2 separate regions of the Mus musculus genome follow, and region 1 is linked to region 2. A link is a loop called in an ENCODE intact Hi-C map of the cell type or tissue named here. Cell type or tissue: gastrocnemius. All regions are shown on one strand. Links, peaks and the distances in the headings refer to the core of each region. The heading gives the core; the rest is flanking DNA.

Evidence for each region. Peaks named below come from ENCODE experiments on the same cell type or tissue, not always from the same donor. Only the 100,000 strongest peaks of a DNase experiment are listed, where the experiment ranks them.
Region 1: a loop joins it to region 2, with 2.6 times the contacts of the local background. A loop is called at or near these places in 2 of 42 quality-filtered maps.

What each region holds. Positions count from the first base shown.
Region 1 is chr13:66,896,892-66,912,931 of GRCm38, reverse strand. Uqcrb (ubiquinol-cytochrome c reductase binding protein) reads left to right here and starts at 7,582. Exons shown (of 4, transcript NM_026219.2): 1 at 7,582-7,639; 2 at 10,131-10,202; 3 at 11,364-11,530; 4 at 12,106-12,356. The coding sequence starts at 7,621. The coding sequence ends at 12,183. It overlaps Gm10767 (predicted gene 10767), which reads right to left and starts at 7,517. Exons shown (of 3, transcript NM_001177750.1): 1 at 7,311-7,517; 2 at 5,623-5,781; 3 at 3,766-5,051. The coding sequence starts at 4,987. The coding sequence ends at 4,676. It overlaps Mterf3 (mitochondrial transcription termination factor 3), which reads left to right. Exons shown (of 8, transcript NM_025547.4): 8 at 554-837. The coding sequence ends at 748. In gastrocnemius, for the core only: a CTCF peak has its summit at 7,817; DNase peaks (open chromatin) are centred at 7,580 and 7,822; H3K4me3 peaks cover 2,717 bases; H3K27ac peaks cover 2,067 bases.
Region 2 is chr13:67,074,564-67,090,603 of GRCm38, reverse strand. Zfp708 (zinc finger protein 708) reads left to right here and starts at 9,059. Exons shown (of 4, transcript NM_001012448.2): 1 at 9,059-9,154; 2 at 15,645-15,771. The coding sequence starts at 9,149. It also overlaps the pseudogene Gm17938. In gastrocnemius, for the core only: no CTCF peak of the experiment used is centred there; a DNase peak (open chromatin) is centred at 9,260; H3K4me3 peaks cover 2,010 bases; H3K27ac peaks cover 2,167 bases.

The DNA.
Region 1 (16,040 bases), core at 3,884-11,883, 180 kb after region 2:
CACATCTTAGTCATTAGTGTTGGTTCACAAACCTGACAGATAATCTAAACTCTAAATAGCTTGTTAAAAGAAATTTCTGGGTCTCATTCTCAAGGTACGTATGAGGTGGCTTTGGGGCAACTCCTGAGGCTTTACCTTCTAACTCTTGCCTGTGTCTCAGGAGTCAGCATGTTGGCTGCCCTCCATGAAAACCTTCTTTCATTATCATTCTGTGTTAGTTTTTAGTCCCTTTTAAATAAGAATTTACCTTCTTCCTTTATTTTTTAAAAGATGGGCTCTTGCCCTATAGCCCAGAATTTCTATCCAATACCTCAGGTTGTTTGGAACTCAGTATGTAGCCCAGGCTGACTCTAAACTTAATACTCCTGCGTCATGTTACCAAGTTCTGTGATTACAGGTGGGCACCACCATGTCTAACTCATCATTTGTTATTTAGTAATGCTTACAAGTGTGCTGGGAATCAAACGTACAGTGTCACTAACTTATTAAAATAGTTGACCATGTAAGTTTGTTAGTATTTCAGCTTTTTATTGTAAATTTCTTTCTTTTCCAGTTATTTAACACAAGAGTGTTTAAAATTAAAGAAAGACACTTGTTTCTTGCCTACCTGGGAAGAGCACAGTATGACCCAGCAAAACCTAACTATGTTTCTTTGGACAAGTTCGTATCTTTTCCTGATAAAATATTTTGTAAAGAGATTGCCAAAGCTTCACTAAATGATTTTGAGAAATTCTTAAAAACGCTTTAGTTTTTGATGAATGTTTAAATATATTCTTGTAAATATATATATGAATAAATGTATTTTTAAAATAAATGTTTCTGGTTTCAATATTACAATCATTTTTCTCATAATTCCCTTTTTTGGGTAACTTTTTGGTTTGGTTTTGGGCATTTTTTATTTTAATAGGAAAATTGTATTACTTTCCTTTCTTCCTTCCATACCCACCCTGGTACCTCCTCTCCCATCCCTCTCATACCCTGCCTCGGGTTGATAGCTTCTTTTTATTACAGTAGTTAAGTGCACATATACATTTATAAATGTTCATGCGCAAATATATAAATACAGTCTTCTGGTTATTTTTGTTGCTTGTGTGTATTTGGTTTCAGGGCTCACCATTTTGCATTGGCCAACTGTCTTAGCCATTTTTCTGTTACTGTGAAGAGACACCATGTCCAAAGCAACTCATAAAACAAAGCATTTAGTTGGGGGCTTGGGGCTTGTTTACACTTTCAGAGGTTAGTCCATATCATCATGGCAGGGAACATGGTTGCATGCAGACAGATATAGTGATGTCGAAGTAGCTTAGAGTTCTACATCCTGTGTAGAGAGGAAAAGACTAGCTCTGACATGGGCTTTTGAAACCTCTCAGCCCACCCCAAATGCACACTTCCTCCAACAAGTCCATACCACCTAATCTGTCAAATCCTGACACTCGCTGGTAACCAGGCCATCTTAAACCACCACACCAGCCAATGTGGAGTCTCATCCTGGGGAGAAGCATATTCTATCTGCAGTCATTAGTTGCCTGTAGTTTTTTGTCTAGGTATCGAGCCCATCAAAAAATTTCCTCCTACGCATTGGCATGGCCCATTAATGTTGCCATTCTTGTCTTGTTTAGGTAACCATTTTGAAGAAACTTTCACAGTAGCTTCTTGGTGTTGCTCTTAAATACTCGTGTCCCATCTTCCTCTTTATTCTCTGAGCCGTAGATGCAGGTGCTCTGGGGGTAGATGTATTCATTGGAGCTGATCTGCCAGGGATATGGTTTCACTGGAAATTATTTCTTTTAAATGATTTATGTATTTTATATGTATGAGTGTTTTGTCTGCATTAATGCACAACAAAGAGGGCACTGGATCCCGTGGAACTACAGTCATGGACAGTTGTGAGCTGCTTCATGGGTGCTAGGAATTGAACTAAGGACCTCTAGAAGAGCAACCACAGAGCTATCTCTCCAGCCAGAGAAATTATTTCTTGATGTTGTATATTTGTAGAGATACACTCTAGTAGGGCTTTCCTACAAATTTCCAGAAACTTAATTCCTGTTTGATAAAATCATATCCTTAGGAAGAAATAAAATACAGTAAGCTAAGAAATAAAATACAGTAAGCTTAGAAAAAAAAGAAGCAACTTTACCACAGACTAACAATATGTCATTCTTATGAAGCTTTTGGGGATAGTGGAAGATTTTCTCATTTGCATTCACTGGTCTTTGGAAATAGTTTTCTCACAAGATGGTTTTATTTAAAATACCACTTCATCCAATATCTATTACTCTACTAAAAAAAAAAGCCATTTGGACTTATGCATAATATTACTTCTCCTGAGCATGAAAATCTGAAGAAAGTCATTGAGACATAATGACAGCCACAAGAAACCTTGAACTTAGCACCAGCAAGATTTATAGCATGAGCTGGTACATTTCCCACAATTACCATTTATATGTTAACCCAGGGCAAGTGACTTGGCCCCTATGTCTTTACTTCTTTTTTTGTAAAGTGAGGCACCACGACCTTAGTTGTCTGCTTTATCATCACCACAGTGAACCATACCTGATATTGGTACTCGGAAGTTCTCTCCCATAGAGACTTAGGGTCACTATAGTTTGCCCCACTCAACACTATTAAGCAGTACCTTGAAAACCACTTGTATATTATGTCTACTCTTAGAATATTGGAATCATGAACCATTCTGTAAAAGGGACCAATTGAAGAAATTGGGTGAAGAGAACAATGACTGACAAAGAGCAAAACAAAAAAATCCAGCCAGTTCAGAGAGTAAAGTGATGTGAGGATGGCAGTGTTGAGTATTCCCACCTTTGCAGAAACACCCAGCTTAGTCAAATTTGGGAGATAACCTGTGTTAAGCCACTAGATTCAGAATCGGTTTATTGAACACCAAAGTTCTGTGTGTGTTAGATAATCCTGAAAGAATAATATGAGTAGCTAAGTTGATTGCTCAGAGCCAGATAGAATCAGTGTGTCTGATTACTTTCTAACTTGACATTTAAGGTTCTAAAATACATTGGCTAATGTGATATAAATGTGTTTCCATCAGTTCTCCAAGGGTAAAATGAATAAATAAAATAGCCGAGAAAAAAAGCACAGCTATGCCTGGTCTGTCGGTGTCTGGGAACTTCATTTTGCCTTTATGACCAATCCACTTGGGGTAGTCTAGCTTGGAGCTAGGGTGGTAACTTAGCCAAGAGTTACTCACACAGGGGGACCCCAGTTTAATCCTCAGCACCCATGTAATAACTGAGGGCTTCAATGCACATGTAATCCCAATGCTGGGGGGATGGAAAAAAAAAGGATCCATTGGGCTTGCTGGCCAGTCAATCTTGCCCAAATTGATGACCTCTAAATTCACTGAGATCCTTTTTCAAAAGCTAATGTGAAGAGTGGTTGAAGAAGACATTGAGCTTAGACCTTTGGCATCCACATGCCTACACACATACATGTATACATACATGCACACATTGACAAACTTAACACATACAGGGGCACACCAAGAATAGGTTAGTTGTGCTACTGTCATGGACAATCCTAAAATTTTAAGCAATTTTAAACCATAAAGGTTTGTTTCTTGATGATGTCTATCTTGCGAGTAAAAGTGGTTTAAGGGTACAGAGTGATGCATCCTAGACACTGTTATTATGACTTGGGTGTTGGCAGTCTACTAAAGGGAAAAGAAATTTTTTTTAAGTTGCCTACATTTTAATGCAATTTATTCATTCTTTCACAACTTGGTACACACATAATATACTAAGGACTTTAAATTTTTTTATTTGAATAAATCTGTTATGAAAATATTTCAAGAATGATTGTTCTGAAGCAAGTGACAGCCTTACTATAGCTGTAAGAGGAAGCATCAAAGGTAAGCATTTGAAAATGAAAATAATCTCATAAAAATCAATACATAATACCAAACCAATCAAAATGCAACAATATTTACATGAGTATTGTGTTACAGCGTACATCCATGTCTTCCTTGTTGTAAGTTTACAAAAACCTTGGGATATACAAAATGTTGAGTGCTACCATCCCACCCTCTACCGCCTCAGGAGGCTGCACAGAAAATGAGTCCTTCCACATAGAACCAAAGCAGTTCTGGAGCTGACTCACTTATAAACCACAAGACACCATGATCACATACAAACACAGAAGCGACATACCTGTTTTACCTTTCAACTGAACTGCTGTTCAATTACTGTAAGTAATTATGGGTGTGTTTTCACAGACTGACAGTCCTAGCCTCTGAAACACTTCAGAGGCGAGCACATGTGAGCATGCTATTCTTTCATACAGCAAAAGCCAGCATTTTAATTAAAAATTTTTATTTCTGTGATACAGAATCCCTAGAGTCCAAATAAGGAAAACTCAAAACACTACCAAATCATAGAACAAAACAGTATGTAAGATAAGTCAAATAATCCTCACTCAGTAAATTTATTCCCATCAATCATCAGGTTTATAATAAGATTACTTTTTTCCAAGTCTCAAGTTCTAATCAATTAATAACCCATTCTTTAAAATAGAATGAAAAACTATGACCAACAGAAGACACACAAGCATTTAGCACGTTGTCAAAATAAAAGGTCTTTGTTAAAAGCTGCTGACATTTCTGTCAGTAGTAACCATATGGAGGCCGCTGGTTGTGGCCATACTGTGTGTACTATTGTTGATAGTAGGGCTCTGGTCTCTGCTGTGGGTAGTTGTTGTTACCCCATGTCCATCCATGCCACTGATTTGACCGGTTGTCAGTTGGCCATCCTTGTCTGTTATCCCTACCTCTAAATTGTCTGTTGTCTTGCAGCCAGTTGCCTCTATTTCTTTGGTTACCACCAGCTCTGCTATTCCATTCCTCAACAATTGGAGGGGACTCAGGAGGGCGTTTCAAGTATTCCTGGTATTCTTTGCCATCTTTCGTGAATCTGCTTGCAAACATGTCTTCAAAATTTGGAATTACTTCAGAAGTATCACTCATCTTGAAGTTCTGTACAATTTTTAAGATCCTTCTCGGGATGCGCTGGAGACCTCAGCAGTCTACACTGCACCCCGGGGAAAAGAAATCTAAAAGATTTATCTTTAAAATTTTTTTGCAGGCGTGTGTGAGGGGTGTGCCAATGCATCACATGTATATGTCAAAAATTTAAAGAATCAAAGTGTAATTTCTATGCCAGGAGGAAAGAAAGAAAACCTTTTAAAAAATATTTTTAGGATTTGTTTTAGTAATTTGTGTGTATATGTGAATGTTCACACATGCATACGGGTACCCACAAGACCAGAAGAGGGCATCAGATCTCTTAGAGCTGAAGTTATAGGTGGTGATGCAACTTGGAACTGAACTGAGGTCCTCTGGAAGGGCATCAAGTTGTTTGTAACCACTGAGCCACTACCCCAACCCCCTAAAACGTTTCAAACCAACATTAACAAGCATGAGCAAACACTAAGCCCTAGGCTTACTGCACATAAGACTGGATTTTGTGACTGTTATTCATGTATGTATGTATGTATATATATATATATATATATATATATATGTATGTATGTATGTATGTATGTATGTATGTATGTATGTATGTATATGTATATGTATATATATGATACTTTTTGACATACCTTGACATATGATCTTCTTCTTTAGCATCTTTCACCCTGGCGCTGAAACTTCTCAGGGTGAAGTTTAATGAATCCCCTTTACAATGTGCCAGTGTACAAATGTATATATTTACTCCTATCCTTCAGACTTCATGGTGGCCACTGCATATAGTCCGAGAGCTGCATCAGAAACAGAAGAAAAGGGAAGAAGGCAACGGAACTAGAACTTCTGACTAAAATCATTACATAACATTTTGGATTCATAATGAGACAGTTCTATGCTGTCCTGGGTCTCAGCTTAAGTCTGAAAGACAGCATGGTAAGACCACTATTGAGCTTTAATAAAGTACACTGTTTATATTTGAGCTATGTATCAGCAACTAATTTTGTATTGGATTCAGAACACTGGCTTTATTACTGAATAATTTTGTCTACATTTCTGTTTTTTTTTTGTTTGTTTTTTTTGTTTTGTTTTTTTTTTTTTGAGACAGGGTTTTTCTGTATAGCCCTGCTGGCTGTCCTGGAACTCACTTTGTAAACCAGGCTGGCCTCGAACTCAGAAATCTGCCTGCCTCTGGCTCCCAAGTGCTGGGATTAAAGGCGTGCACCACCACTGCCCAGCTCATTTCTGTATTTTTGACATTAAATCCAGTCCAAAATTCAGAAAAGATAGTTGATGTCAATGAGAGGGAAACCAAGAAATAATAAATAGTATCTACCTCAAAAAAAAAAAAAAAAAAGACCACTATCGAGTCATAGTAAAACTCAACAGTAACTCCACTTTCTGTCCTTAGTTTTTTATTTTAGACTCTACCTGTTGGGGTTGAGATCTTGAAAGCACAGTCTATAGTCTTTCTGCTTGCTCCATTTTTAATACTATATGCAAATTCTAAATATATCTTAGGGGTTTTGTTGTTGTTGTTTTGTTTTAGGTAAGGTCTTGCAGACTGATGCCAGATTCACTATGTAGACAACTGTAGTCTTGAACTTGCAGGGATCCTCCTGCCTCAGACTACTGAATTCTTGGATCTTGCATGTGCCATTTACTCCTACCTTAAAGTTAATATTTTTAAAGCTTATCCAACCTAACTTTCTACTAAAATTGTTTGATAGGGATTTTTAGGTGGGGAAAGTGAAGCCTAGAAGCTGAAAGTTATCTGGGATTGGTTGTGCAGCATATGATCCTAGAAATAAGGAAGCCCGAATTTGAAACTGGATTTCTCAATTCTAGTTAACAAACAAACAAACAAACCTGGACTCTACCCAATTTCAATGCCCTTGGATAACTTATTGAACTTTTCTGAGGCTCAGCTTCCTTCTCTCTTCAATACTGATAGCACCAGTAATTACACTGATGATTTAGAATTAAATGAGAATATAGCCACACTTCTGAACCCAAAGATTGCAGACCTATAGATTGAGTCTACCACAGATCGGGAAGGGGTATATCTGTGTTAACTATAAATGTTCATTATACCTGTGTTACTTCCAAAATAGTGCAGTATAACAGTTATTTGTGTGGTGCTTACTTTATATTCTGTATTAAAGTAATCCTGAGGTGATTTAAAGAATGCAATAGTGTATACATTATATTAAAACACCGCACCATTTGACATAAAGAATTTGAGCATCAAGCGTCCTCTAGCGTCCTAGCATCCCCTCCATGCATTTTGAGATGCGGTTTGCCTGAAAATCATTTACTACATTACCTGTCTCCAAGACTCCATTTATTCCGCAAAGGTTCTTTCCTATAACAGAGCATTGAATAACACTGTCTCCTAATTTCGCAGTACTTTCCCCATTGTGTCGCGAAGAATGTTTTTTGTAACAAGGCACACAAAAAGATCAGCCTAATGTGTGGAGTCCATTCAGGTAGGAAAGAGTAAATGCCTTCTGCTGGCGGTCAGAGCAGCGCCTGCCCCTCCCTTCCCCTTCCTAAAGTATCCAGGACGCCTGCGTAGGAGCCCGGCGTGTCCTCTAGGACTTACCCAGAAGGCAGCGCTTCACTCTCAGGTCAAAATGGCGGGCCGATCTGCTGGTGAGTAATTACTCCTCCTTTGTGGGTATCGTGGAGCGGTTGTATTTTCTCACGAACTTGTTCTCCTTTTGCGTTAGCTAAATAGCTAGTTTGTGATAAGAGACGTGGCGACCCAGCAGCTCAAAGGACAGGTTTCGCTGAGCCAGGTCGGGCCTGCCTGAGGGTTAGAACAGGGACCTCTGCCGGAAGGAGCCCAGCGGGGCTGACCGGGTTCGGCCTCCTTCCCCTCCGCCTTGGGACAGCTTAGGGAGGTGAGGAGGTCAGCAGACGACAGCCACAGCGAGTAGTGGGGAGCATTTGGAGTCAGGCGCAGGCCACTTCAGTGACAGTGATCGGAGCAAACAGCGCCCGAGCCCGCATGACGCTCCTAAGACTTGTCAGAAGAATTAAAAGGAAGTAAGATAGGGTTATAGTGAGGTTTCAGGTTAACCTTGGCATATCTGGACGGTGAGCTGGGGCTGCAGGGCTGTAAGGACTTTTGTTTAATGTAGGCACTAGAACAAATTTGAGATAGAGTGCCAGAATGTTTTCACATCAAATATTACTCACCCTCTCCCCTCCTATTTTTTTTTAAAGCTTAATCTTTGCCCACTGATGGTATACGTTGGAATAGTCTTTAAAAACAATACTGATAACCTTCTCACAGTCCCTGGAAATTCTGAAGGCATTAATTTTACCCATTTGACACAATTTTAGGAAAAGTATTCTGTTTTGTTGAGTTTAATACTTACGTAAGCCAGCTTCCTTTTCTGCAACAGGCTTTTGATCTATAATGTGGCAAACAGAGTAGTGCCTGACACATTTGTTAAGTAAATATTAATCGATATTATAATCACTGCTGTGTTAACAATTTAGTTCTTATGCTTTTTTTTAATATTTTTATTTTTTGAGCCAGGGTAGCCCAAGTTAGCTGTGTATTGAAGAATGACCTTGAACCTCTGATTCTTTTTTCCTCCACCCTAAAAATGCTGGAATTGCAGGAATGAATCACTATGCATGTTTTATGTAGTGCTGGAGTTGGAGCCCAGGGCTTTGTGGTGTATGTTAGGCAAGCAATATACCAACTGAGCATTAGCCCTTGACAATTTAAATTTCTCTTAGAAACAATTTTATGCATGACTTCTAATTTAAAGGTTGGAGGAAGCCATGTAGTAATCTGTACTGAGGATTAGGAAATTAGAAGGAGATAATAAGAAGGGAGCCTCTTTTTCCTTCTATGGTAAGAAAGTAGCCTTAACGCTTAGGGACTGAGAATATAGCTCAGTTGGTAAAAAGTTTGCCTTGCAATGTAAATACTGGCCTGATTTCGGTTCTCAGAACCCATTTTGTTTGTTGAGCTTTTTCTTTTTAAATAAACTGAGTTCCATTATATGAGACACGTCTCAGTAGCCCTAATCCATGCTTTTAATCCTAGAGCTGGAGACAAGGAAACAAGTGATCTTGGGGTTCACTGGCCTTTTAGCCTAATGTACTTGGCACTTCCAAGCCAGTGAGAGATGCCATCTCAAAAATGAAAAGGATGACAACGTCCTCTGGCAGTCACATGTTCCCTCCCCTACCCCTCACATTTTAAAAAGAAAGGTTAAGCTTGCTCTATCTTCTTTCTTGTACCACGTCTGGTCAACATCAGGCACTCTCCTGCTTCCTTGCCTCTTCTCCTTTACCTCTCTCAGGCTCAGTCTTCTTCCCCAAATGGTTTAAGTTTGTTTTTGAATAGAGTTTTTTGCATGCTAGGCACGAACTCTAAGGCTGAACCATATTCCCAGCCCCTATTTTAGTTTTTGTATCTCTGTTTGTTTGTTTGTTTGTTTGTTTGTTTACACAAGGCTTGGTATTCACAGTCTCAACTTCCTGCATGCTGAGATTACAGGCATGCTTTGTTACATTAAGAGATTTAAATTTAACATTGAATGTTTCTTCTTATCCATGTTCAAATACTATTATTCCCTTGACGAACAGTTTGCTGTTTGAGAAAAGGAAAATAGGCTTCTTTTACTAATATATTGGTATTTAAATTAGCTGATAGTATGAAAGTTTTTCTAGAAATAATTATAAATTATATTTTATGTAAAATTATAATTTTAAGGATGATAGCCAAATAAGACAATGTAAACTAAAAGTTTTGGAGACTAGAGGCCTGCCACTTAACCTGAAATCTTATAGCTCCACCTCCTTGGAAAAGAAAAAGTTATTTCCGCAGCTACAAAAGACAGAAGTGCTTCAGATCCTTTCCTGTCTCTGGTCCTTCAGTTCTTATGGTAGCAGGAGAAGGGTGTTGGACTCTGAGAACCCAAAGTGGCAGGAAGTATACCTGTGGCTATTAGGCACCTTTAGTTTTGAGTTTACCATTTGTTCCCACAGTGTCATGAGTGAAATGATTATCTACATTGTATACAAGGGGATTCTTAGGTTTATAAGATAACTGGTTCTTTACCAATTGGTCTATTGCTTTGTAAGTATATTGTAGCAACTAACATTGTGGTAATTATAGTTTCAGCATCAAGCAAGTGGCTGGATGGTTTTCGAAAGTGGTATTATAATGCTGCAGGATTCAATAAACTGGGTGAGTATCCATTCTGTGGTCCTCCTTCTCTTGTTCTCCCTGAATTCAGTACTTTTAAAGAATTCCTATAGTTCAAAAGAGATCATTTGTTTTTGTGTGTATCAGATTTAAAAATAAACTGTTTTTGAATTTTTGATCTTTATGTGGTGTTTGAACTTAGTGTTGTCTACTTAGCAGTGAACTTCACATTGTGGTCTAGAAGCCGAATGGAAGCATCAGCAGATCTTAGGGTTTCTTGGTATAAATTTGAGTTCTTTATGCCTTTAAAAAATTTATCAGTTGCACATATACCAAGGTGTGCTTGTGGAGGTTAGAGGAAGACTTCTGGAAGCTAGTTCTCCTTCCTTCATGGTGTCCAGGGATCAGACTTTGGACTGTAAATAGTACCTTCACCTGCCTACCCACCTCCCTGGTCAGTCCCAGTTATATCATATAATGATCTCAGATTAGAAGAAGAGATGGGGTCCACATGGTTTCAAGGTCAAGGTACACATTTTACATGCTTTCTGAACTGATTCATAGTGCTTTTAAAAAGCCTATATATTTCTTCAAGCAGTAACTTGGGCCTAAAACACATTTGGTTTCTATCTTTCTTTGTTCATTAGAAGAGAAAAGTTCTATGTGGAGGAGATAGCTCAGTGACTCCACAGGTCTGATGATCTGAGTTCAGAACCCACATAAAAGTTGACACAGCGCAAGCAGTGTGCTACTCTGGGAAGGTGGGAGCAGAGACAGGAATCGCTAGACACTGGGTGGTTAGCTTATATAGTAGCAGCACAGGGACGATCTCAAACAAGGTGAAAACTCAAGGACTGATACCTCAGGTTTACCCTTTGGCCTCCACATGTACTGGAGATACGTGTGTACATGTACACATACACACACACACACACACACACACACACACACACACACACACATACATGAAAAGCTCCTACCAGATATGGTGAGTTATGTAATTTTATTATTGGGGAGGCAGAGGCAAGAAGATGGTTGTTTCGAGGCAAATGAGTCTAAGGCTGATTGGGAAGAAACAAATGATTCTCTATGAGTTCAATGCTAGCAATGGCTACAAAATGAGGCTGTCTGAAAAGTGCAAAACAAACAAAAATCACTTTTTTTGGATTGTTCTTTAATCTGGTTCTTCTGTTCCTATTGCAGGGTTAATGCGAGATGATACACTACATGAAACTGAAGATGTAAAAGAAGCCATAAGAAGGCTTCCTGAGGACCTTTATAATGACAGGATGTTTCGAATTAAGAGAGCCCTGGACCTGACTATGAGGCATCAGATCTTGCCTAAGGATCAGTGGACAAAATATGAGGAGGTAGAACAGGTTTGATGTGTCTAGCAGTGTTAGTCACTCAAGATGCAGTATCAGAAACAGGAGAAACATGCTTGTTTGTTCAGTGTTTTAGTGTTCTCCACATCATGCTACATAAGTAGCATTTCAGCAACCAGGTGAGGTTAGTAGAAAGCTGTTGGCTCTATTTTAAATAACAACAAGGTGAGACTTGGAGGTGAAGTGACTTCTGACATCACTAAGCTAGTCTTTAGTATGGAAAGCCTGGGCTAGAATTCAGATTTTTCTGCCTTATCAGCCATATTGCTTTCCCTCTACTTTGGTTCCTGCTCTATGAAGAGTTTTAGTTATGTGAAGTCTATTGAGTGATTTTTGTAGCTCTGTGCATGGACATCTGTCCTCAAAAGTCAGGCAAGCTTATAGGCATTGTACACCTTCTCCTGACCTGCTCACTGCATGATCTTTCAGAGGTTTTATATTTAAAAAGCACATATTTCCTAGAGGTTCAGATTATATTTTCTTAGGTTATAAGCAAAGACTAATTCATTGCAATGAACTTCATTGGTGATCTAAAACCTGTTTTCTTCTTCCTTCTTTAGGACAAATTCTACCTTGAACCCTATCTAAAAGAGGTTATTCGGGAAAGAAAGGAGAGAGAAGAGTGGGCAAAGAAGTGATCTTTTAGTTAAGATCTGTGGGTGTGCCTGGTCTCACCATACTTTTACAAAGTTATTTCAACCCAAATCACAATTTAAGAATTATTTGTTCTACCTATGCCACACTTTAAATAAATGTCTATTATAACCATGGTTGGATTATTTGAATTCAATTCAAACGCCTACTGTCATAATTATTGTTATCATTTTTCTGACAATTTTTTTCAAGACTTGTAAGATATTTTTAGTTGATGCTTAGCTAGAGATGAAGGGAGCCAATTTAATCATCTCTTCATTGGCTAGATAACTAGCCAGCTTACTGAAAGATACAACATTTTATACTGGCTGAATAGTAAGCTTTAGATTCCCTTTCTAGGCTCCTGGCTATACAGGTGTGAGACAAGGGATCAGGCAACCAGCACTGAACAGTTGGGCCATCAGCTTTCAAAGTGAATGATGGAAAGAAGGGAAAGTTTACCCCAGGTTAATTAAATACATGACTTGGGACACAGCCTTTCAGAACATTGCTCTCTGCCTAGATTTATTTTGCATCCTGCCATTTAGAAAAAAAAGTCTGTATTCCAATATGGGCTTATATAACTTACCTGTGTATGTACAGGTGCACATGCCCTATGCTAATCAGTAATCAGTAAATAAATAACAAATTAGGCATTTGGAAAACAACAGAGAAAAAGCACAAAGGCAAATTATGCTTTTATGTTCCTTTAAGAACTAGGAGCTCAGGGAGTCTTGTGGAAGAATTGGGGGAAGTTTTGTGGGACCCAAGGAGGATGGGCCCTCCTCAGGGAGACCAACAGAATGGATTAATCTGGGCTCCCAGAGATTGAACCACCAACCAGAGAGTGAGCATGGGCTGGATCTAGACTACTCGTGTAGCAGACGTGAGGCTTGGTCTTAATTACGGTCCCCCAACAACTGGAGCAGGGACTGTCTCCAAACCTGTTGCCTGCCTGTGGATCCTCTTCCCCTGAGTGGGCCATCTTGTCTGGCCTTGTGTGGGATGGTGTGCCTGGTCTTGAACTTCTTTGATGTGCCATGGTGAGGTGGTACTGGGTGGGAGGGAGCTCTCCCATCTCTTTGAGGAGAGGGAGAGGAACTGGGGGTGCTGATACTGGGAAATGGAATGAATAACAACAAAAAAATTTGGTACTGAGCTATGCATAGTAGCTCATTCCTAGCACTCAGTAGGTCAGCCTCCCTGGTCTGTATCAGTGCCCATACACCCAGAGCCACAAAGAGAACCCTGTTTTGGAAACACCAAAAAGGAAAACAACAAAAATAAACCAAACTAGGTACTTAACAGCAAAGAGAACACAGTTTAATTTAAAGATACAAATTCTGGCTGTAAATTGTGAGGTTCTTCGCTGGAGATAAGAGCTAGAATTTCAATAGGTACAGCAAGAGGAGGAATACCTGCTTTATACATACAGCAGAAGTTTCTGGCTAGAAACAAGATGGAAGGAAAGGAACAAAGTTTTCTATTACAGTTAAAATTCATAAAATAATTAAAACATACAGACACCTATATGCAGTCCTTTGACAAAAAAAAGACAAGTTAGCCTTTAAAGCAGGATCCTATCAGGGTTTCTCTGTATAGCCCTGGCCATCCTGGACTCACTTTGTAAACCAGGCTGGCTTTAAACTCACAGAGATCCACTTGCCTCTGACTACTGAGTGCTAGAATTAAAGGTGTGCACCTAACATGCCTGGCTCCTAACAGGTATTTTAAAGTCAAATGTGCTCAGCATGGTGGCATGTGCTTGCAATAGTTCACAGCACTTGAGAAATGGATGGCTGCATCTGAGATTAGCCTGCGTTGCACTGTAAGACTGTTGGGGAAGAAAATATCTTAAAAGAAGTATTGGGATATTAGAAAGCTAATTTATTATTGATTAAATTTCCAGAAAAAAAAAACACAACAACAACAAATTTTCCTTAGATCTTTAATCATATTTTGAAACCTATCTTGGAAGTTAGTCTTGTTAGTTCTCTAATGATTTAGAGCCTTCCTAAAAATGTTTTTCTTGTAGTAAAAGTTGTTCTTAAATGTCCTTAACACTTAAGCTATTAAAGCAAGACTAAAGACAATTCCAAGTGATGAACTTCAACAAATGAGGTTTTGACTTACTAGGAGCAGGAGGTTCTGGGCTAGCCACCTCTTTTATAGTTAAAAATGTGGCATAATGGGCTGGAGAGATGACTCTGTGGTTAAGAGCACTGACAGCTCTTCCAGAGGTCCTGAGTTAAATTCTCAGTGGTTCACAGCCATCTGTAATGGGATCTGATGTCCTTTTCTGGTATGTCTGAAGACAGTGGCACTGTACTCACATAAAATAAATAAATCTTTTTAAAAATGTAGTATAACAATGGTATGAGGAAAGATTTCATCTACCAATGTACATCACGTGGCTACTACATTCTAAATGATAACAAATAATTACAACTTTTCTGAAAACCATAGAATGTACTTACTGTTCTTTGGGTCTTTGTTTTGAGTTTGGTTTTACTTTGAGACAGGGCCTTCATGTGTTGTTCTGGTTGGCCAGCAACTCACGATGTAGACCAGGCTAGCTCACATAGATTATCCTCCTACTGTTTCCCAAGTGCTTAGATTAAAGCCATGTACCACCAAAACTGTCTTAATGTTCCCAGTGCTATGAATTATTCTGTTCTGTTAAATGAGAAGAATAAGCAGGACCATGATTTAGGTCACTGGGAGACCAGGGAGATAGAAGGAACTTGTGAGCAGATCAGTGCAATCCTGTCACTGACAACGAGAATCTTTGTTTTATCACAATCTGTCACATCTACATGTTATCGGGAAATCTGACACAGCTGAAACCAATAGCCATTTCGAGCTTCTAGGTTGGAATCACATAGCCTCAATCCTTACCCTTCCTCCTTAACCATAGGAAAAACAACCTCTGTGCATCAGTTGGCTGTTAAAGCTACTTTTAGAACCTATATTATAGCATGGTTACAAATGTACTCTCTATATTATATGTCAAGACTTTACAGAACAAAGTTATATGGGGAAGCACCAATAAAAACTCATCCAAAGTCCAAAATCCTATTACCATAATAAACTTTCCAAAGTCATAAGCCTGGTGGCTTTTTAAAATAGGAGTATGTTGGGTAGCTTTGAAAATAAATGTAATGCTTGGGATTAAAAGGCTTAAGTGAACATAAAAGGTCTCGTGCAGATCCTTGTCAGCATGGTGGATGAACACAGAGCTGTTCACACTTTGTGATGTCTTTTAGAGCCCAGCATCAGAAGTAAGTTTATAAAGATGAATCAGATAGCCCTTTCAGAGCAGAGCAGTATGCACTATGTGTGGGATGTCTTTTAGAGCCCAGGCTCAGAGATGATTGTAAAAGTAACTTTTATTTGCCTGACATAATTGTTATATTGGAGGCTTACTGCTTAATAAGCTCACCCTTTCTAGTTCTTTCTGAACTCTGCCTGGCTGGTTCAACTTAACTATTCTGGCTCAAATGCCTCTCCAAGCTTACTGATTCAAGTGGGCTTCTCTTGGCTTTGGACAGAATTGCTCTGCCTGGCCTCAAACTTTTAAAATATATTCTAATCTTCTGCCTCCGTCTCATTCTCTGGCAAGTTCTTTCTTCAACTGTGTCTAGCCTGTCTCTGTAAAACTGTCCTGGGAAGTGTTGATGCCTGCTCCCCCCAGCATAGCTGTAGCCATTTTTTTTCCATGCCTGCCAGTCATTTCATATTGTTATTTACACAGAAAATGTGCTTGACCTAGAGCAGGGTCATGTTGACCACATACCCGGTTATGTTCTGAGGTTTGTTAATCTTAATAAATTCCACAACCATAAGCATCACTTGAACCAAT
Region 2 (16,040 bases), core at 5,433-13,432:
TTGTCATGCTAGCAGCTTTAATACATTAACTAATTATAGAATCCAGATCAAGTCTATTCTCTTTTCCCACAAACTCCATAAAGAAGATAAGAAAGTATGGGTCAGAAGGTCTTGCACAACCTATGCCTTATGCCAAGCAAATTATTAAGAAGTACAGGATTTTATATATTCTTTCTATAGGGCTAAATGGGACAGAGTCAGCAGAAACTATCACACAGTGGTACAAAGTCAACAAGAAGCTGATCAAACAATGTTGCACAAAGGGAACACAAGGTATCTCAAGAACACAGTAGACCTAGCACAGACGTAGTAGCCTTGGGACTGATAACCATATCTTGGTGGGAAATGTTGGGTTCTTTTTTTCCCCCTCCCACTTAAAATGGAAACACCTTTATTGACAGTTTAGGACAGTAAAAATACACACAAAGACAAAGCTGAGACCACAGAAGTGTACAATTGCAGCATATAAGTTAATACTTTTCACCCTCATCACCTCCTTCAGCACTATCTGCCCCAACCTTCTCCTAACCCTTCCCTACAGTAGCCATGTCCTCATGGGCCTCAGAGAACTCACCCTCCTCCATGCCCTCACTCATATACCAGTGCACAAAGGCACGCTTGGCATACATCAGATCAAACTTGTGATCTAGGCGAGCCCAGGCCTCAGCAATGGCCATGGTGTTGCTCAGCATGCACACAGCTCTATGGACCCTGGCCAGGTCACTACCAGGTACCACAGTGGTAGGCTGGTAATTAATGCCAACCTTGAAGCCAGTGGGGCACCAGTCCACAAACTGGATGGTATGCTTGGTCTTGATGGTGGCAATGACAACATTGACATCTTTGGGAACCTCATTGCCATGGAACAGCAGGCAGCAAGCCATGCATTTACCATGGTGAGGGTCACATTTCACCATCTGGATGGATGGCTCAAAGCAGGCATTGGTGATGTCTACTACAGAAAGCTGCCCATGGTAGGCTTTCTCAGTAGAGATGACAGGGGCATAAGTGGCCAGAGGGAAGTGGATGTGAGGGTAGGGTACCAGGTTGGTCTGGAATTCTGTCAGATCAACATTCAGGGCCCCATCAAATCTGAGGGAAGCAGTGATGGAAGACACCATGTGGCTAAAATTTTGGGTTCTTAGGATCTGAGGCCACAGCTACCCCAAGACTATGGCCCCAAGCTTTTCCAAGCATATCTCTTGCTTAGAGAAGAAGCTGTGTTCCGTCTCTGTACACCAAGTCCTCATAGAAAAGCTCCCTATGCCCTAGCTCCAGGCTTTTACTCGCTGTCAAGCATGTTCCTGGTTTTGACAAGGCCAGGGCCCTTTCCATATATTAGGGCTTCAGGGATCGTCTCAGTTGATCAGCCCACCTCTGGACAGTTTGATTTCTCAATATTTAATACTGTGGATATTTTATAGCTGTTTTGTTTTGTTGTTTTTGACAAAAGACAGTTCTTTTGAATTCAGTGCATTAATCTGTCATATAGTTGGTCCGTTAAATCCATTTGCATTCAGAGTTATAAATGAGAAGGGTTGGCTTTTGTGCATGATTTTGTTTTTCACCCTAACTTCTTGCAAGTTCCTTTCTTTCCATACTGGTAGTTTTGGATTTTGCTGGAGAAAAGTAGAGATGCCTTGAGGTTGGTAGTAAAGAAGTGACTAATAGTTGTTCCAGAGCTGACATATGTCTTGTTTATTTGATAGTTTGGCTTTGATTAATAGGAAATTAATTGATCATTAAATACTGTACGGGCTACTTTTATGACACAAGCTAAAGTCACCAGATGCAGGAGCCCCAATTGAGAAAGCATCTCCATAAGGTTGGGCTGTAGGTATTTATTTAATTAGTGGTTGATGCTGGAGGTCCCAGCCTCTTGTGGATGGTGCCATCCCTGGGCTGGTGGTCCTGGGTTTTTCTATAAGAAAGTGGGCTGAGCAAGCCATGTGGAGCAAACCAGTTAAGCAGCACCACTCCATGGCCTTGCACCAGCTCCTGCCTCCAGGTTCCTGCCATATTTGAGTTCCCATCCTTAAGTGATGGACTACACTATGGGAATGTAAAACCACTAAACCCTTTCTTCCCCAACTTGATTTTGGTTATAGTGTTCCACTGCATTAATAGAAACCCTAACTGTGGTACCATAAAATATAAGACTTCATTTTTGTTCCTGTTCCTTATTGTGGGTAGTTTTATTTGTTTGTTTTCAATACTGGCATTTCTCCAAGAGGCACTGGAAAAAAGAGCAAAATGAGTGAGATCTGGATATGTTCACAACAATATGGGCTGAAGTTCCCAGAAGGAATGACATCTACACCTGTGTTAAGTGTTCAAAGTACACTCCCATTTTGAAGAGGTAGAATATTACAACTTGGGAGTCAAGTTTCTTGGGAGATCTAAGCTCACAAATTACCCCTTTATTGACTGCCCCTTGCATGATTTACCATCTTTACGGCTCTTAGGTAAATCAATCTGGAACGTATACAGTAATGTTCAGCTCTCACCTACCTGGATTTCATCAGAAAGATCTGAGTTCAAAGCAGAGACTTCTCTCTGCTGTGCCCTATCCACCTGACCTTTCAACCCATGTCTTTTCAAGAAGCATTGATTGATCTGGGCAGCATGGGCAGCAGCATCTACGTTCATGTATTTAATGTGCTTCACACATTGAAGATAACAGCCATGAGAAAGATATATGCAGTACTGCACTGCTGTTAGAGACAGTTGATCTGTCCAGGTCAAGTTTGACATGTTCAGTGGTTCTAAAGTCTTCAGGTCATCTCTGCATGGTGAAGGGGAGGTGAAAGCTGAGTTGCACTAGATGCTAAACCAACTGAAAAATGAAAGAACAGTGTGGACAAGCACCAGCAGTTCCTGTTGCTCTGCTTGCCTATTTCACCCAGTCACAGTGCTGCTTCATTTCCGCCCTTCTGTGTGTCTCCTGTCATGGTGGACTGGACCCTGAACATTGGAGACAAAGAAAATTTCCTCTTCAGTATGTGACTTGTCAGATATCACAGCAACAAGAAACATCAGAAACAGTAGAATGCCCTGGTAGCTAGGTGTGGTGGTGGCACTAAGTCCCAGCACTTAGGACATAGAAAATTGAGGGCTGGAACCAAGGTCATCTTCAACTACACAGGGAGCATGAGGCCCACTTGTTCATAATGATGCCCATCCTCAGGCCAGAAAGTAAGGTGTAATTCCTAACAGTTAATAGCATATAGACTGAGTTACTTAGCATTGAATATGTTATATTGCAGCATTCCCAATTCGAATCTCCATAGAATATGACATCCCTCATAGATGGAATCTTTATATGTAAACACAGGAGTTTATGTGCTGTGTGTGCATTGAACTATAATGGTGATTACCCAAGGCCGTTGTACACAGGAAGATAAATGTGTGAGGTATGTTTATACTTTCTATTGAAGATTTACCTTAATTTTATATATAAGGCTATTTTGCTTGCATATGTGTCTATTGTGTAGACATGCATTGCCTACAGAAGCCAAAAGAGATCTTTGGATCCCCAGGAACTGAAGTTGCAGATGGTTGTTGGCTGAGATGTTGATGCTGAGAATAGAAGCTCAGCCTTCTCTAAGAGCAGTCAGTACTCTGGGTCACTGGTCCTTCCCTCCAACCTCTTAAATGTGTCGGCCAGGGGGCCTTGACTCCTGATATTTGTTCTCCCATTTCTTTAGCATAACCTAACAGTGAGCACTATTACAACTGGATAGTTTTTCTTTGCTGCTCTTAAAAATTAATATTTCTTTTGTCTTTTGAGATTATAATGAAATGACATCATTTGTCACCTATTTCCCACTTCAAACTTTTCCATATATCCCTTTTGAACTGATGACTAATCTTTCATGTTATGCCCCTAAATACATAATACTAACTTCTGAGTCTGTATATTATTTGTTTTTTTGGTTTTTTTTTGTTGTTGTTGTTGTTGTTGTTGGTTTTTCGAGACAGGTTTTCTCTGTATAGCCCTGGCTGTCCTGGAACTCACTTTGTAGACCAGGCTGGCCTCGAACTCAGAAATCCACCTGCCTCTGCCTCCCGAGTGCTGGGATTAAAGGCATGCGCCACCATGCCCGGCTTGTATATTATTTGTACTTACATATTTTCAAGGCTGACCATTTGGTGTTGGATAACCAGTTAGTGTGCTCATCCCTGGGGAAGAGTATTCCTCCTTCTCTCAGCATTTCATAGTTGCCTTCAGGCAACTTTCTGTAGGATTGAGGTTTTTCTTATCCATGTTAACACACCAAATGGTGTCCTTCTTCAGGTCATGTTTAGGCTGTTATATTGTTGGAACTTTATGCTGTAGCACCTGACATTCCTAGGAGACAGGACATTATAACAAACTCCCTGTTCCCCCTTGCAGTCTTTCTGCCACCTCCTCCATAATGAAAGCTTTGGATATAAGAGTTGTTTGGTATAAATAACCATTGGGACTGAGCTCCACAACTCTACATTTTGATTGTTTTTGGTTTTCTGTCTATTGCAAAGAGAAGTCTCCTTGATGAGGGGTAAGGACTACACTTCCCTGTGGGTATAAGAACAAATATTTAGAATGTAGTTAAGGATTATGCTGGTTCAGGAAAGTGCTGGCTGTAGACTCTTCTCCAGATCCATGGATTTACTGGGTAGTTGGCTAGGTTTCAGTATCAGGCAAGATTTCCCTCCTGTTAGAGTCTTAAGTCTAATTAGAGAGTTGCTGATTGTCACCAAGTTGTGTGTGCCACTACTACATACCGTGGGCTATTTTGCCATGCTGTTCTTGTTAATAGACATCATACCTGAATATGACTGCTGGTGGCTTCCCCTCTTTGGAAGCATGCATGGTGCCTTCTCTTACCATGGAAGCTTGTCCAAAGGAAGGAAGCACTCAGGTTAGTTCTGTCAGAGGCCTCTTGCCCATGTGTATTCTAGTGCATGGTCTTTTCTGCAATACCAAGAACAATCATAGTAACTTGTAGTGTTTGGGGAGACTTTTGGACAACTCTGGCCAATAAGTCAAAAGAGGACTTCCCATCCCTGGTATTGGGGATTTTTGTTAGATGATCTTTTGGCATTAGTCAAGATGGGAAAAATTTTTTTAAACTATAATGTGATTTTATACATCAACTTGCATGCATTATAGGAATTTTAAGGTAGATAGTTAATAGTGTAATGCTTTCTGATGTTTTCAGACATCCCCAATGGTATCCTACCTGCCTCCCTCCTTTTGTATTTACTGGCCCCTCTCACTAATAGAGTCCACTTTCCCCATCAGATTACTTATATCTTGCTGTTCTCCTCTCTGTTGTCTCCTGCCCCTCCTCCACCCTAGGAATGGTCCCCTTTTACTCTCCTAATTTCTGCAGTCAGTCTATTTAGAACTAGGAACCACAGAGAGAATATATGATGTTTGCCCTTCTGGATTTGAGTTACCTTGTTCAATACAATCTTTTCTAGTTCTGTTTATCTGCAAATTTCAGCTCCTTTTTTCTTTTCAGCTGAATAGCATTCCATCAGATATATGTAGCATATTTTCATTATCCATTTATCTGTTGAAAGACATTTAGGTTGTTAACATTTACTAGGTATTATGAATAGAGCTGCAATGATTGTTGCTGAGCAAGTATCTGTGAAGTAAGATGAAGGCTCCTTTGGACAATTGCTAAGAATTGCTATAGCTGAGTCATGTGGAAGGTGTACTAGCTAGGGTTACTTTTGCTGTGATGAAACACCATGACCATAAAGCAAGTTTTGAAGGAAAGGGTTTATTTGACTTATCTTTCTCCAGTAGTCCATCGCTGAAGGAAGCCAGGACAAGAACTCAAACTGTTTTCCCGACCCATGATGATCACAAATAGCTTCTAGACAGCTCTTCTAATGCTGAGGAGAGGGATCAAAACATGACTGAAGCCAGCATGACTCTGCTGGTTCTCACAAAACCCCAGGTGGACAAAGAAAGATGAGTTGAGTGAATATTACTCTCAGCTTTACCAATCTGAGACCCCAACACTGATCAAGGTAAGGGGACGTTAGACACCTATTGCCAGCCCTACTGACTGGGAAACATTAGGAACTGGACTTTACTGAAGTTACTCTGTCAAGTTTGGCTACTGATACTTGCTAGTTTTTTGCAGCTAGCTTTTCAGGATGGGTGGGAGTTATTTTCACCAGATCAGAAATGGCTCATATAGTTACTAAGAAGTTACTGACAGAGATTATTCCCTATTTTGCCTTCCCTACTCTTTTTGGTCTGACAATGGGGACCAGTATTAACAACCAGACTGTCAAAACAAATCGCTTAAACTCTAGAAATACATTGGGAATTGCATTGTGTCTATAGGCCCCCAAGCTTAGGACAGATAGAACTAACAGGACTATTAAAGAAATGCCAAATTCCGTGCAGAAACTGTTGGAGGATGGACTGAGCAGCTCCCAACATTCTTTTTAAGATCAGGAATCTCCCTACATGAACAAGCCAACACCTTCCTAACTGGCAACAGTTCCTTGTAAAAGGGTAGTAAGCCATTGGGGCCCATGGAGAAAGGCCTAACAGCTGATTTGATTTCTCTAACTTGCTTACACAGTCATTCAAACTCTATTTTGAGGTAACGTTGATCAATCACCTAATCTTGACAGAGCAGAACAGCTCTCATGGTTTTTGCCTTTGAAGGCCTTATTTTCCCCACCTCTGGGCACATTTGGGTTAGAGACTGTGGTCCTGTTAGCAGCTTTAATCAATTGCCCAAAAAATAATCTGAGTCGAGTCTGGGAGTCTTTTCCTGGTGGACATGAACTACATAACGTTCTCCAGTATCAATTATCCCAGTAAAACAAAGGTTTGACTTTAGTGCTTCTGGTCTCTTGCTAATCACAGCAGATTCTTCAGCTCCAGCTAAGAACCACAGATGCTTAACTCAAAATATTCAAACCCACCCCCCCCCCCCAGAGTCTTTGAGAGATTCTCACACTTCCCTCTGGTTGTCTGGATCTTCACCTGACAACCCTTGTCCTCTGTATTTCTCTGAAGATTCTTATCTTGAAGGATCCCATAGAACACTCAAGAGCTTTTCTAGCCCAAAGTTCCAAAATCCTTCCACTATCCTCCCTGAAATAAGGTCAGGTCTATCTGGTCAGTGCCCCACAATCCTGGTACCAACTTCTGTCTTAGTTAGGATTACTATTTCTATGAGGAAAGATCATGACCAAAAGCGAGTTGGGGGAGTGTATTAGGGCTCTCTAGAGTAACAACTTATAAAATGTATGTATGTATGTATGTATGTATGTATGTATGTATGTATGTATGTATGTATGTGTGTGTGTGTATGGGGGGATTTATTCAAATGACTTACAGACTGTTGTCCAGCTAATCTGATGTTGGCTGGCAGAGCAGAGCATAGAAAGTCTAAGACTCCAGTAGTTTGCTCAGTCCACAAGCTGGTGCTCGGTATATGCTGGAATCCCAAAGATGTAGCTATAATGCCCATGAGGGAACGGACTTGCTAGGTAACAGCAAGCAGACAAAGAGCAAAAGCTTCCATCTTCCGTATCTATGTAGCAGTGGTTCTCAATCTTCCTAATGCTGTGAGCCCTTAATACAGTTCCTCATGTTGTGACTCCCCAACCATAAAATTATTTTTTGATATTTTATCACTAATTTTGCTGTTATGAATTGTAATGTAACTATGTGATATGCAGATGATCTTAAGCAACCCCTGAAAAGGGTTGTTTGACCCTCAAGGGGTCATAACTTGCATGTTGAAAATTGCTTTATAGCAGGGCGCGGTGGCACATGACTTTAATCCCAACACTCGGGAGGCAGAGGCAGGCAGATTTCTGAGTTAGAAGCCAGCCTGGTCTACAAAATGAGTTCCAGGACAGCCAGGGCTACACAGAGAAACCCAGTCTCGGAAAAGAAAAAAAAAAAAAAAAAAAAAAGGAAGGAAGGAAGAGAAAAAAGAGAAAATTGCTGTTATATAGACTTCCAGCAGAAGGTGTGGTCCAGATTAAAATTGTTATCTTCCCACCTCAGGATTGGAATTAAAGGCATGTATTTCCACCTGTTGCAGTAATTCCCCAACCCTGATACCCCAATAAGTCTATGCAAAAACCACACAACTCAGTTACATTATTTACAAGCTGCACGCTTAGACTGAGCAGATTTATCACTACACTACTCTATTCCCCAGCTGTGAGATCCCACATTATTTGCTGCCTCTCAGGGCCTTGTGGTTCTGCTCCATCTTCCTCTTATCTTCTCTTCCTCAGTCTTCTTCCTCCCTCGCTCCCTACTCTTCCCTCACTTCCTAAAACCTCTAGCCCCACCTTTCCCTTCCACTGCCCAATCACAGGCTCTAGTCTTTATTTGACCAGTTAGAATGGGGAGAAGGTTCACAGGAAATCACCTGAGTATGTGATCCACTCCTCTCAGGGGCAACCCCTCTTGAGGAAGCTGAATTAACATCAGAATACAAACAGCACCAGGGCAACCCACAACATCTACCTCACAAGTCATGACTAGAAGTGGATCCACCCACTTCAAACAAACAAAAATCCCTCAAAGGTGTCCCTTGTATTTCTTCTGGATTCCATCTAATTCTAGATGTAGTCAAGTACCAAGAATAGAAATCACAGGAGAAAAGAGTTTATTTGGTTTACATAACCTGGATTGCTGTCCATTGGAAGAAGCCAAGGCTGGAATTCAAAGAGGGCAGGAACCCGGAGGCAGGAGCTGCTGATGGTTTTTATTTTAAATCTAGTATAATTGAGTCAATGAGTTTTCCTCCTGCCAAAAGACTCTAGGAACCCCAGAGCTTTTTAGGTAACGTCTTTGATCAGAGTAAGAAGTAAACCTAATACAAGTTGCCGTCAAAGGCTGGATTTATATTCCCACAAGACCTTTGTAAATTTGAGACTTAAAAAGCAGCCTAATCCAGTGACAGGCTATAAATAGTTCTCCCTGACTTTGGTTCAGGGCAGTCCTTCGCGTAGACTTCTGGGAAATGTAGTCTCTCTTAGCATGACTCCGCTAGACCGGACTCTACTCCTCTGTGCTTCCGGTTCATTTTGCTTTTGTGTTTCTCCAAACTCTGCGGCTTTCTCAAAGTTGGAACAGTGTGGCTTGCGCTCCGCGCTCGACATGGAGGTTGGTCCCGGCTGCAGCCTAGCCTTGCAGGCCTCATGAACTATACGGGTGGGCGGGCCCGGGGTGCAGGGAGCCGGGGAGGGCTGGGCGGGAGGCGGAGAGAAGCCCACGTGGTCCTGCAGTGCGGACCTAGGCTTGGCCAGAGTGCAGGGGTGGGGCGCACGCACGGTGCAAGGAGTGATTGCTCTGTTAGGACAGAGCGGCTGACAGAGTCAATCATGTGTTTCAGGGACCTGAGAGGTGGCCTGCTACTGCGAGAATGGAGACTGGAAAGTCTAGGGTTGGTAGAGCAGGGTGGCTTGGCTGACCGTGCCAGAGGCAGGCTGTGATGAGAGCTCATACCCCACCTTGGCTGGGGAAGCTTGCTGTTAACTAGTTTTCACATTGCTGTTGTCAGATCCCTCAGGAAATCTAGAGCAAGTGGGTTTTTCTGGGCCCTCCCGTATTCAATGAGAGGCCCAGGACTCTGATTTTGAGTTCGTGTGGCTCATAGTTTCCAGGACAGTGAGTTCTGCGGGGGAGTTTGGTGTATGGGATGTTCGTCCCGTTTTCTTTGTGATAAATTGTTAGTTTTCAGGGCGGCTCACTTTGGATAGGAATCACTCCTTTACCCACTGTGACAGAACCCTCACATTCACACACCTGTATGAGGAAAAAAAAAAAAATCTCATCGAGGGGGCACTCTGAACTTTGTCCCAGCTATCACTGATCCTACAACACTGCAGAGTGGAAAATACTAGAGATTATTACCACATACAATTGCACCGGAGACTGCGATGTCAGAAATTTGGTGTTGTGTGGAAAGATTGAGAGTGAAGTTGAAGAGCTGTGGCTCACTCAGGGTCCTGTGATTGTATACAGCCAATGCTCACCCTGCCCTTTGTATACAGCCGCTGCTCATCCTGACATTTGTACTGTTTTTGCCACACTTCAGTCAAATTGATTTGTGTGCTGGAGACTGACTTACAGCATTAAAATCTATACCTGAGAAGCATGGGCTTTAAACTACATCAATACCAATACTTTCTATGTATCATCTAACAATCATTAAAATATGGACATTTTCTAATTAATGTCACTAATCTGCAGGAAACTAAGAATGTGCCGTTTTACACTGTTTAAGGTGTGAAAAGTACATTTTCTTGTACCTTAAATCTCGTTTCCTACAATGTAGAGGTGATACAGCAATAAGCACAATTATATTATAGGTCACAACACATAGATGTTTGATATCTATCTATCTATCTGTCTGTCTATCTACACTTTTACTTAATATATTTCTTAAACAGATCTATGATTGAAAATAAAACATCAGTGTATGCTGTGCTGTTTCCTGTTACATCTGCATTTGGGAGGTGGAAGCAGGAAATACAGTCCTTTGGGCATATGCTGAGTCTTATGTTGACTTATTCTTTTAGCTTTTTGTGGGTTCTCCATACTGATTGCCAGAGTTGCTGTACCAAGTTGCAGTCTTAGCAACAGTGACTGGGAGGTTCATTTTTTTCCACTCCTTCCCAGGATTTTTTTTGTCAGTTGTTTTGTTGATCTTAGCCTTTCTGACTGTAGTAAGAAGAAATCTCAAAGTTGTTTTGATTTCCTTGATGGTTAAGGACGATGAACACTTTTTGATGTTTATTTTTTAGCCATTTTTTGTTTCTTCTCTTTAGAACTCTGTTTAAATCCCTAGCTCATTTTTTAATTGTATCATTTATTTCCTTGAACGTTTGTATTTTCAGTTCTTACTATATTTTGGATATTAATCTCTGGACAGATGTGTAGATAACAAAGGTTCTCTCCTATCGTGTAGGCTTCTTCATAGTTGGTTGTTTCTTTAGCTGTCCGGAAGTTTTTAGTTTTATGGAATCCCACCTGTCAGTTGTTGGCCTTAATTCCTGCGCAAATGGTGTCCTTTTAAAGAAAAGTCCTTTCCTGCACCTATATTTTGTAGAATACTGCTTATATTTTCTCCTAGCAGTTTAGTGTTTCAGGTTTCAAATTGAGGGTTTTGACCCACTTGGATCAGTTTGTGCAGTGCAATAGATACAGGTCTAGTTTCATTCTTCTGCATGCGGTCATCCAGTTTTCCAAGCATCATTTATTGAAGGTGTTATCTTTTTTCCTGTGTGTGTGTGTGTGTGTGTGTGTGTGTGTGTGTGTGTGTATTTTTTCTTGCCTCTGTCAAATATCAGATTTAAGCCACCCTACATTTCCAGAATAAAGGCAGCCTGGTCATGGCATATGATCTTATGACATTTGCTTGTATTTGGTTTCCATGATGCTGTCATTCATGGGGTCTCCACTGCAACTGAAGCTGCACCTGCCACCAATGGTGGCCTCTCCTGGCCTTTCACAGTGCTAAGCCCCAGCTGTTTCTCATCACCTTTATGCCTTCAAAATCAGCACCGTGCATCATACATCACACCAAACTCATACATCAGCTGCTAACTTGAAATACAGTCTTAGGACTTTCTACCATAGCATCCGTACACTGACCCTGAGGAAACAGTCACAGAAGATAGTATCTCAATGATGGTGATCTCTTTTTAACCACAGCTCATTTCTTAGTCCTAGCTAACAAACACTCCTTGTTCCAGTAAAGTAACGGGTTCATGTCAGTAGTGCTGGTCTCTTTGTTCATCACAGCTCACTCTTCAGTCCCAGCTGAACAGGGAAATCACAGGTTCTTATCTCAAAGTTTCACAAGAGTGGTTTTGATAGAGACTTCTCAAGCCCAGCTTCCTTCATCTGCCTTGTTCTTTTCTTTTTTTGTTTTTTTCCCAAGTTCCCACAGAACATCCTATCAAGCTCTAAGCACTCAACGAACTTTCCAAGCCAAAGTTCCAAACTCCTTTCCCATTTCTCTCCCTAGCAACAAAGTCAGATCTGCTGCAGCAATGCTGGACTCCTAGTACAAGTTTATGACTTTGAGTTTCATCAGCTGTGATAAAGACCATAACCAAAAGTAACCTGGGGAAGAACGGGCTAATTTCACTTTCCTCATACAGGGAAATCAGGGGAGGGATTCAAGGCTGGCATCTGGAGGTAGAAAATGAAACAGAGGCCATACAGGAACACTGCTTACTGCCCGTTCCCCATGCTTGCTCAGCCTGCTCTCTAATGCCACCCAGGACTATAAGCCCAGGACTGGTCCCACCCACAATGAGATTGGTCCTCCTATATCAGCTACTAATCAAGAAAATGTTGTGCCCCCCTTGACTGATTTCCTTTTTTTTTTTCCCCTACTTTATACTTATTTTAGTGTTCTGTTTTCTGTCTGCCTAAACAGTCAGTCCTCTTGTATAAGGAAAGCTACCATGTTTGTGCAGGCTTCCTTCCTAATGCTATGTCTGGGGTTAGTCTCCTGCATTATAACTAGCCACCCAGTATGTCATTTTTAAGCCCTGTTGCTTTTTTTTCTACTGCATTTCAGTGTTGATTTATTGATAACCTTACTTATTTAGCAGTCATATTCTTTTTTTGTTTTGTTTTGTTTTGTTTGAGACAGGGTTTCTCTGTGTAGCCCTGGCTGTCCTGGAGCTCACTCTGTAGACCAGGCCTGTCTCTGCCTCCCACGTGCTGGGATTAAAGGCATGCGCCACCACTGCCCGGCAGCAGTCATATTCTTGATATGTCCATCTGTACTGTTCTTCAGATAACATAGTAGCTTCTTCATACGTTTTTGCTTGTTTGATTTATGCCTTAGTTCTTATTGGATAAGGTCTCTCGGTGCAGCTTTAGCTTATCTTGAACTCTCTATGTTGCAGGTTATCCTTGACCTCACAGAGATCTGCCTACCTCTCCCTCCTGAATACTGTGATTAACACCTGAATACCATGTCAACTCCTTATAGCTCTCACTGATATGTGGACTTTAGTCCTAACAGTGACCTTTGCTGGGGTAGAATTTCTAGAACTTCTCAAACCTAGTCTGAGAACTTGTTTAGTGACCTATGACTTTATTTTCATTGGCTTTGAACCTAGCATTCAAGTTATAATGCTCTTTTCATTGGCTCTCTGAGGAATGTAAGTCAGAATTCACCATCCCGGTCAGGTCTGAAGCAAGACCAAACTTGTATGCCTAATTCACTCTTACTACCCTGAGAAGGAGCCGGAGATTTGGAGGCTGTTCTCCAGTTCTTTCCTTGATGGTCTGCATGTGAGCAGTGTATAAGCAAGCAAAACATCATGACTTCCCCTATTGTCTCCTGCTTCTTGCTAGGAATTGAACCCAGGCCTCACACCGCTGAGCAAGTGTCTGTCCAAAGAGCTATATCCCAGCTCAGTCCTTTTCTATTTTATGAGCTGGTCTTTGTTTTGTCATCTTGAGTGCTGCAACCCAACAACAGTCAGTGAATTTCTCACAAACATTTATTTTGGCACATTCTGAGAAGAAAATGTATAGGCTGTTCCATTTAATACTGCCACTGTTTTCCACTTTGTTGCAGTTTCAGCTGTATTTTTATGTTAATTGTTGATGGTTGTAAAGGTTTAAAACAAGAATAATTAATGTACCATAATATACTTTGAGTTTTGTTTCAATACTGTATAAAACAGAAGAAAACTTTGGTGGTCTGAGTGATAATGAGCCGATAGGTTCATATAATTGAATACTTGGTCTTCATTGGTGAACTGTTTGGGAAGGATTAAGAGGTGTGGCCTGGTTGGAGGTATGTCATTAGAGGCAAGGTTGAGGTTTCAAAAGACTCTCACAATCCCCAGTCCTCTCCCCCTTCCTTCTGCTAGTTTTTCTTCAGCTGGCGCTGAAGAATGAGCAGCACTACTGATATGAGCTCATTACTTTACTGGGACAATTAGTATTTGTTAGCTGGGACTGAGAAATCAGCTGTGATTAAAAAGGGTCTGGCAACATTGAGGTACTGCTGTATGTGAGTCTTTTTTCAGCATACAGAGTTGAAATCCCTCATCCCTAAATCTTGATGAGTGGAATAAGTTGGCATAGATGTTTGCGGATTTCAGGCTTAAAAGCTCTATAGGAGTCTAGCTGTGGTCACAATTTGGCTCCCAAGTCTATACTTTGTCCCTGATCAATCACTTTCAGGGTATACATCCAATAAGCCAGCCATGTTGGACTGAGATTGGTGTCAGAGTGGTTTATGGGACTTATTCCAGACCCCAACAAGATTAAGAGGCCTGTAAAGGCAACGAGCAGAGTAAAACTCCACAACAGCATGAAGTTCTCCGGGCATGTAGTTTTGGGGGCCATGCCTCTCTGAGACACATCCATTGTGGTTGTGCTAACTGGTGGGCTGCACTCCATGAGTTCTAAAGCCATTTATTGTTCCTCCTGTCTGGCTCTTAACACATATGTACAGTTTAGTCCTGTCTAGCCTCAAAGCATGAGAGCTTATCTATGACAGTGTAGATGGGGCTATTATTTCAGACCTGGGAAGACAAGTAGCATATGATCTCAGCCATAGACATACACCAAAGAATTTGGTCTCTCCAGAGTTGAAGATGATATGGGCATTTCCAATGGGCCAGTGAGCTGGGGAAGAGAAGCACAGAAAGTATTGCCCAGTGTGTGCACAATGCATTTAGGTAAGAGCATGACGCTTAATATACTATTGCACAGAATTAAGACTATGTAACAGTGGTGTAGTGTGTATTACAGAAGCCAGGAAGACAGGCTTTTGAGCGTTTCCAATATAAAAGTGAAACCTACTTAAAAATCATACTAAGTATATATTGAGCATTATCCAACAAAGTATATATCTAAGACTTATCTAATGTTACATAACCCTTCATTAATATGTAAATTTTCATTTTTATAAGCTTATCATAAACAATAAAAATATTAGTATCATAAATCATTATGGAATTTTTTATACTGAGATAACAAAAACGGGTGAGCTGAAATGTAGAAAATTTTAAAATAAAGAGAAAAAAATAAAAGATAGTGTCATGTATTGATAACATTAGACTTTTGAAGAGCAATGCAATTGAGCCACGAGTTCTAACTCTGTCTTTGGAACATAGCAGATGCCTGAATACCTAACAGAGAGAGGGAGAAAGAGACAAAGTGTTAGAATTGCATTTAGTGTATTTAAAGGTTAGGCTCACATTTAGTGTAAATATATTCCAAGTGCTATTTTTCCTGTTTGAAATGTGCAAATGTGTAAAACTCTTGCACTTCCATTTCCTCTCAGTCTTCCTTTATTCTCCCCTTGGCTGCTCAGACTCCTGTCCCTTGGTGCACTTGTCTTCACTCCACCAGTGGATGAGTGCACATGCAGACACCTCAGCCCAGAGCTGCCGCATCAGGTCTGCATCTTCACTGCACTTCGCTCTCAGGGTGAGGTTTCTAAGTGGAGATGGTTTTGAGGAATGTAACCAACATTACATACCAATTTAGAACCATTTCTAGTTCTCCCTTCACCTTGCACAAAAGGTGACTGCAAGCTTGCTGACTTTGGTATTGACATCATTAACTGTTATATTTAATTTATACTATTCATTTATTTTTATTTCAGGACCCTCTGTCATTTACAGATGTGGCCATTGATTTCTCTGCAGATGAGTGTGAATGTCTGGACTCTGCTCAGTGGAATTTGTATAAGGAAGTGATGTTGGAGAATTACAGCAACCTTGTGTTCCTGGGTGAGGATCACTTTCATTGTGAACTCTTATTTCACTGTCAACATGGGCCTGTCTCCCTGCCTTTGAAGAATATCTCATGGGAGCTTGTGCTTTTGATTTCTTCCTTTTTCTTTTTTTGGGTTTTCAAAACAGGGTTTCTCTGTGTAACTATGGCTATCCTGGAATTTTCTCTATAGGCCAGACTGGTGTCAGACTCAGAAATCTGCCTGCCCTCTGCCTCCTAAGTGCTGGGAATGAAGGCACTCACCACCACTGCCCAGCTTATTGAT